Regions from separate parts of the Homo sapiens genome. Here all the other regions are linked to region 1. A link is an interaction called in ENCODE POLR2A ChIA-PET data of the cell type or tissue named here. Cell type or tissue: HepG2. All regions are shown on one strand. Region 1 overlaps PLEKHM3 (pleckstrin homology domain containing M3). Region 2 overlaps PLEKHM3 (pleckstrin homology domain containing M3). Region 3 overlaps PLEKHM3 (pleckstrin homology domain containing M3).

Region 1 (2,500 bases):
CTCACTGCAACCTCTGCCTCCCAGGTTCCAGCAATTCTCCTGCCTCAGCCTCCTGGGTAGCTGGGATTACAGGCATGTGCCACCACGCCTGGCTAATTTTTGTATTTTTAGTAGAGACGGGGTTTCACCATGTTGGCCAGGCTGGTCTCGAACTCCTGACCTCAGGTGATCCGCCTGCCTCAGCCTCCCAAAGTGCTGGGATTATAGGTGTGAGCCACCACACCCAGCCAGCCACACTTCTTTTTTTTTTTTTTTTTTTTTGAGACAGAGTCTCACTCTATCGCCCAGGCTGGAGTGCAGTGGCATGATCTCGGCTCACTGCAGCCTCTGCCTCCTGGGTTCAAGCGATTCTCCTGCCTCAGCCTCCTGAGTGGCTGGGATTACAGGCCTATGCCACCACACCTGGCTAATTTTTGTATTTTTAGTAGAGACGGGCTTTCACCATGTTGCCCAGGCTGAATCTGACTTCTTAAAAACAAAGTTAGTCACCAATACCTTTATATGTAATGAGTTTATCCAAAATCAATATTTAAGGCTCCCTTTGTTTTACCTGAGGATACGACATCTAAAGTGGGGGAGTTTAAACAGTGAGGTGAACTTGCTGGACTTAACTAATCTCATATATCCCTGATAGAAACTGAAAGAGGGAGGAGTTGATGGGGAACAAAAAAAAGCAAGAGAATCCAGTTCTTATCTAGTCGTAAAAGGCATTCTCTTCCTGCCTGGTTTTTACCTCAATATGAGAGTGGCCATTAATCTCCAGCAAGTAGGCGCAACATGCCGAAGACCTGTCAGCACCATATAAACAGAATAAAGCAAACTGTTAATATTGCTGTCGTGAGAAAACTGAAAACAGACTGATTAATTGTATTAGCGCTCGACCGCCAGGGAGCCAGCTTTGGCCGTCGCCTTATTAGGGAAGTCATAGTTTGCTTTTAGGCCTTTCATTATGATGGCTGTCCGGTATTCATCCTCACTGTTTTTGTTATTGTTGTTAAATGAACGCCTTGTTCTTGAACCCACACTGCACATCTTGACTGGCAGGGGTGATTAGTTTAGAAAAAGTCAGTGTCCTCCCCGAAGCTTAAAATGTTTACAGTGCTGACAATTCACTGTTTCTGAGGACTCCCAGATGGCGGTCCTGCTGAATTAGTTCAAGGTCTAGTTAACTTTTCATGAGAAGAATTATTTACAGTGTCCACACATGAAGGTGCATGAAGAACTCTGTGGAAAATCTGGGCATACATGGCAATGTCAGGACACATCCGGATCAGCAGCTGTTAGGGAAATTTCTGGGAGGGACGTTAAGAACTGCTAGGAAGAGCCTCAGCTCTTGCTGAACACAGGAACAGCAGGATGTGTCACACACAGGCACGGTAGAATGTGTCACCTCAAGGCCAGATTTGGCCAGCAGACATGTTTTGTTTGGCCTCACAGGGATGGCCCCACAAAGTTTTGAAATTGTGAAATAGTTGCCAACTTTAAAAAAATCAGGAGTTTTCATGCACACACAAAGTGAAGCTTTCTGGTTTCTCTTGGGAAATGAGTTCTGATTACACAGAACTTCCCTCATTCTGTGTAGCAGAGATCAGCTTTAGACACTTGACTTGCCACTTTGCCATAACTTCTTCTGCTCTAGTTTGTCTCCCCAAACCCAGTGCCACTTGGCATATAACACATTGCTGCCCTGTTTTTCTCATCTCCAGCCCATTTAATTCGTTTATGGTGGTTCCCTGGGCCTAGGCATTCGAGGTTTTAACCCCAAGGCCATGTAATTAAATATTAAGAACAGAGTTTGTCGATGTCTCAGATACTAGATCCGTAACTCGGTCAGGAAGTTCATCTCAAAGGATGCCGAATGTCTAGATGTGGTTCTCTCAAAAGACAGACATGAAGAGTCCTGTAGAACTAGAGGAAATAACACCAGGTCGACTTCAAAGTTCCTCAGAAGATGTGTTGGGGTGTCCTAAGGCTTGGGCTAGGCCATTACAATGCGCCCCTCAGGCAGTTGCGGTACAGTGATTTGAGGGAGGGACCATTACCTGGAGCAGCAGCCTCACCACAAAGCTGAAGATTAGAGCTGGGTTACCAAGCCCAGGTGGGGCAAACTGAGAAAAAAGAAAAAAGTGAGGACACAAATGGAGGTGGTTTATTATAAACTCTGCGTTAAGTTGGACGGCCTGAGCTCAGAGCTCATTTCTGTCTCTGTTAGCTTTCAGAGCCAGTTTTCTCACCTGGAGACAATACCACCTCATAAGGAAAGTGCGAGGATTCAGGGATTTAATGCCCAGAACAGAGCAAGCTCTCAGGAAATATTAGCTGCTATAACTTTTATTTTAAGCAGATCATAATTCAGGAGGAGCCAGGAGGTGAACAGGGGAGAAGAGGCAAAAGGAAGATGAGCCTGGAGGCATCCAAGAGCCTGGGATTCAGGGAATTGCCACACCTTTCTGTGCAGAGCACACAGGATCAGTAGAAGTTATGAGATGCGGACTCTGGC
Region 2 (2,500 bases), 56 kb after region 1:
ATCCCATATATTTTTCTGGATAAGAAATGTGCCTTCTCGGTTTCATCTTTGCCATTCTAGCCACTGAGAAAAATGAAATTGAAATTTTTTAAATCTTTTATTCCCTAAGACCTAGTTTCCAGCAGAGAGCAAAATGTAATTTGATAGGAGTGATGGTGGCCACTCATAAATCTACCCAATTGCATTAAACCAGATTAAACTATCACATAGTTTCCCAGCTCTAAGCAGAAATTATCACCTTTGGGAGAGGATCAGATAAGAGCTAATTGGTGGCATCACAATCCACCCTCAGTAAAGTGCTTGATTAGCCAAAATTTAAGTCTTGTTAGAGTAGTCCCATAATGGATTGGGGAGGGTGAGGAGCAGCTAATTAGAAAAGAGACACTTCTATGTTTATGTACAAACATCCCAGCATTGAGCCATGATAAGGAGCTCAAAGGTTAATTATGGGAAAATGGAGTTTTGAACAACTTTTTGAAATAGGAATATCCCATATACTTTGGTGATATTTATTTATTTTGAGATGGGGTCTCGCCCTGTCACCCAGGCTAGAGCACAGTGGCCCAATCATAGCTCGTAGTTCACTGCAGCCTCAAATTCCTGGGCTCAAGGGATCCTCCCACCTCAGCCTCCTAAGTAGCTTGGACTACAGGTGCATACCACTGCAATCGGCTAATTTTTTAATTTTTTACAGAGATAGGGATCTCACTTCATTGCCAGGCTGGTCTGGAACTCCTAGGCTCAAGTGATCCTCCCACCTTGGCCTCCGAAAGTGCTGGGATTACAGGCATCAGCCCCCACATCCAGCTTACTTTTCATTTTCTATTTTTAAGGATTGATGAGTAAGAGAAGTAAAATTTAAAATTGAGGATTCAGAATAGTCTCGTGAGGTGTGTTAGGATTTTCAAGCTTGAGCAGAATCCACAGGCTGTTTTTTCCTAACTTCCCATGAACTCACCTGGCCAAGGCCACTAGACTTCACTCTACCCACCTATTAAATGAACTGAGAAATGACCCTAGAAACAAAATGCAACCTTTCATGGTTGTCTGGCCAGGCAAATGCAACTGAACTATATGGGAAATTATTTCACAATGTGTGACAATGTTGATTCTTCCATTTCGTCAAGCCAGCCTGTTCCTAGTGAGTGGCAGGTGACCGTTCACTGTGAATTGGGTCTTTTGGTTAGACTTTCAGAGACGGAGTTGTTTGTCAAGTGCAGCAGCCCTCTTCACCAAAGCATTCCCGACAGTCGCTCCAAATCTAGATGTTACACAATGGCTAAGGAAGCTTGTTTTGAAATGGAAGGTAAATTGACAAATCAGAGGGAAGGAATTAGCCAATGCATAAGGAAATTTGATGAGAAAGAGCTTTTTCCTCTCTTTTTTCTTGCCCAGGTTACTAGTTCTCTGTCTTCTCCGCCCCCCATAAATTTTGAATTTTGTGGTGGTGCTGAGGGAGTGAAGGTAACCAACATAAAAGAATCATTTGTGCCCTTTTCCCAATCCCACAGATCTCTATTGGCTGCAGACCTTGAACATGACACTGCAATTTCCTGGTGCCACACATGAGTAATAAGCAGCTGTTTCTGAAACTGTGGTTTGGGGAAGGCAGCACTAGGTTATTTTTTAACTTAATTGTAATTTTTGATTGGTCTGCAAGAAAGTAAATCAAATAAAGTCTGTTGTCTTAGTCTGCAAGAAAGCCATAGGCCTCAAATTCCAATGCTGACCATCTTGACCAGAATAGAAGAGGGAGGCAAAATGTGTGTATCCCTGAGCTGGAAGTTCAACCAGGCAGATTTCATGGGCTTCTTTCACACAAGAAGGGTAAGCATATTTGACATATTTGTCAGGGACTGGATGGTGGAAAGTGATATTTGGCAGTTCCTTGAGTTCTAGAAGTACCTAAAATGATGGTGAAAAGAATTTATAGACAGACTGCAAAGGTGGAAAAATAGCAAAATCTGGAAGCCGATACAAGCTTGATGCTACATTTTGTCTTTGTGTTACAGGGCAATAAAGTGACCTAATTTTGTTACAAATGAAAATGTGTATTCTTTGAATACCCAGTTAGTATAACACCTCTGAAATAGTCATATATACACACTCCCCAAGTAAATAAATCAGACTAGTACCTTCCTTAGTACAAGACATTAAGTTTAATGGAAAACAGAAACAAACTTTCACCCTATTTTGGACATCTGCCTTTTCTCAAGGAGATAGGGCAATTTGGTATATGGAGAAAGGGAAAGGAGGTTGAGTGCAGGGAAGCAAGGAAATGGGGGAAGAGCTACACGTTTCCTTCTAATTACACTGTCATGATTTTGTTCACGTAGACATGCCCTTTGAGGGAATAAATAGAGATAACTAAACCTCATCTCAGGTCTGTTTCACTATCACTAGTCATATTACCAAATGACCGCCTGGTTTAACTAAAAACTACCAGCCTTCTAATGCTAAAGATGAAGTGTCCTTTTGACTTTTTGAGGGGTTGTTATAA
Region 3 (2,500 bases), 78 kb after region 1:
TAGCATACTCTGCTACTACATCTAGTCTGTACACTTTTTTTTTTTGAGACAGTCTCGCTCTGTGGCCCAGGCTGGAGTGCAGTGGCAGGATCTCGGCTCACTGCAACCTCCACCTCCCGGGTTCAAGCGATTCTCCAGCTTTAGCCCCCTGAGTAGCTGGGATTACAAGTGTGCACCACCATGCCCGGCTAGTTTTTGTATTTTTAGTACAGATGGGGTTTCGCCATGTTGGCCAGGCTGGTCTCGAACTCCTGGCCTCCAGTGATCCGCCCGCCTCGGCCTCCAAAAGTGCCAAGATTACAGGCATGAGCCACCACGCCCAGCCAGTCTGCACACATTTAAAGAATATTTTCTACATCAGTCTTGAGAACAAACATCAGCCTCATGGAAAAGTGCATAGCAGATGAGCTTCTAACAGGGTTTATCCGCTTTTTCATTTTTAAAATCTATTTTGTCAGGTAATCTTACCAAAAAAGGCAGCCTCCCATGAAACTTAGTCCAAGCCCCATTGCTTTCATCCATCTGGCCGGACTTCAGAAATGTCCAGCTTGTCCTGAAGAACATGGAGACTCCTCCCAACACGCTCAACGTTTTGAATTGGTCTTTGTCATTTTGCGTTTCACTGCAATCCATACCACCCTGCTCCTGAGGACCTAAACTTGTTGGGGCATGGACTTTGTTCTTTGCCTTGGCACTTTCTTCCCTTCTTTAAGCCTCATGTACACATGAAGCTTCAAATGCCTAATTGTACTCAAACCATATAAAGGCTTGTTTAAAAAGAAGGAACCTGCTTTATTATAAAATGTGGAACTACTTCTTCCCATAGATGGTGCTGAGATGCCTAATTGTTCTCAGCACAGCTTGAACAATCAGTCCATCAAGAGCTGTGTTTTCTGTTGCCCTGTTGCCCTTAGATTTGCCCCTGGGCACAGTGCATGGAGAAGGCTCCATGGAGGCTGAATGTGGAGATGATTTTGCCTAAAGTTGTCACTTACTTACCTGCCAAAAAAACCATCAAGCCCCAGATGTGTCAGTAACCTTACAAAGACTCTTTCATTTTTCTGAGGAACCAGCTGTAGTTTGTCACTTTTTGAAAGAGACTTTCATGTTAAGTGTTTAGGCAAAATTTTTTGGTGGGGAAGGGGTGGGGATGGAGGCAGGTGGAACAAAACTCCAGAGGAGAAGGGGAGAGAAGCACTGCCCAGAAGCTGGGCTTTCCCCGTGGCTTCCTATTTGCTCGGCCTTTGTTTTTGTGAGTCCTTGCACAAACAGACTAAATACCTGGATTATGCCCTCATCTGGACTCAAATACACATACATTACATACCCTTTTCTCCCTAATCAGCCTGACACATTCCTTTGTTGGTAAATGGTTCCAAAACAAACACTGTCAGGGCACCTAATTAGCAGGTTTGTGGGCTGCGCTTGGCAGTCTTGTTACATCCTGTTCAACAATAGAGAACAACAGCCTTGGCTAGGCCGGTCTTCAGGGAGGGAGTAGCTTCCCCCAATGTATATGCCATTTTTTAATGATATTTCCTTTCTGTGGCTTTTCTTGGGAAGCAGCCACTCAGTGAGTATTGCAGTGAGGTGTGGGATCCTAGAAGCAGCTAAAGGAAACTTCTGCTCCTCTGTAGAGTACCTTTTCAGAGGAGCTGTTTGTTTCTAATCGTTCTTTTCTTTCTCTGGTGTTGAAGAGGAACATTTTGAGGAACTTTCTCAGTGGTTCTCTAATACCAATGGTGGAGGACCAGACTCTCGCTTGTGTTTTAGAATTATAAACTAATAGAGATAGAAGGGACTGTGGGGACCCTTTAGACATTTTGGGGGTGGGAAACTTGAAGCCCAGACAGCTCACATGTCGTGTGCATGGCAGAGGCAGGGTGATGACTCCCCAGATGGAATTTGACCCTTCTTCAGCTCTGACTGCCCACTCTTAAATGTGTTTATTGTGTCAATGACAGTTTTCTTTAATGAAAACTCTTCAGCACAATGCTAGTTTTTCTGGATTTTAAACTTTAGTCAAAGAGTAACTTGGTAAATAACATTTCACCTTGGCCTGGTGGCTTCTGTATTCACATGTCAAAATGTTTCAGAATGTCTGCTAACATAACTGAGACTTCTGTGAAAACCTCAGGGCTGACCTGACCCTTTATGCCATTAAGCCACTTGATAAATATGGTGCATTTATAAACACAGTCCTAGCTGCTGAAGCCACCATTGTGTTTTGAGGCCATTTGGTCACTTGAATAGATGGCTGTCACCTAGACACATTTCTTACCAAGCTTCTAGTTAGGTATCTGGTTAATATTGTATTGATCATCTTAGCTTTAAGCATTTCAGACAGCTTAATTTTTTGCTGTTTAAAGAGGAATTGTTCATCGTTTAACTCATTTTAACTTTCTAACTATAAAACTAATTGATATTTATTATAGAAAATTTGAAAAGTACAGAAAATTAAAGAAAATATTCTCCATTATTTCTCCATTTTTCTACACAT

What was found. ChIA-PET counts read pairs that join two places held together with the same protein. Peaks named below come from ENCODE experiments on the same cell type or tissue, not always from the same donor. Only the 100,000 strongest peaks of a DNase experiment are listed, where the experiment ranks them.
Region 2: POLR2A ChIA-PET joins it to region 1 with 15 read pairs; 3 of 35 experiments call an interaction of 5 or more read pairs at or near these places.
Region 3: POLR2A ChIA-PET joins it to region 1 with 33 read pairs; 2 of 35 experiments call an interaction of 5 or more read pairs at or near these places.

Annotation. Positions count from the first base shown.
Region 1 is chr2:207,925,277-207,927,776 of GRCh38, reverse strand. All of the region lies in intron 5 of PLEKHM3 (pleckstrin homology domain containing M3), which reads left to right. Among named protein-coding and RNA genes, the nearest start is that of PLEKHM3, 99 kb to the left of the region's middle. In HepG2, no CTCF peak of the experiment used is centred here; a DNase peak (open chromatin) is centred at 1,336; H3K4me3 peaks cover 323 bases.
Region 2 is chr2:207,869,135-207,871,634 of GRCh38, reverse strand. All of the region lies in intron 6 of PLEKHM3 (pleckstrin homology domain containing M3), which reads left to right. Among named protein-coding and RNA genes, the nearest start is that of FZD5, 100 kb to the right of the region's middle. In HepG2, no CTCF peak of the experiment used is centred here; a DNase peak (open chromatin) is centred at 1,144; H3K4me3 peaks cover 854 bases.
Region 3 is chr2:207,846,877-207,849,376 of GRCh38, reverse strand. All of the region lies in intron 7 of PLEKHM3 (pleckstrin homology domain containing M3), which reads left to right. Among named protein-coding and RNA genes, the nearest start is that of FZD5, 78 kb to the right of the region's middle. RefSeq lists an enhancer at 1-204. In HepG2, a CTCF peak has its summit at 1,245; DNase peaks (open chromatin) are centred at 646, 1,356 and 2,046; H3K4me3 peaks cover 1,206 bases.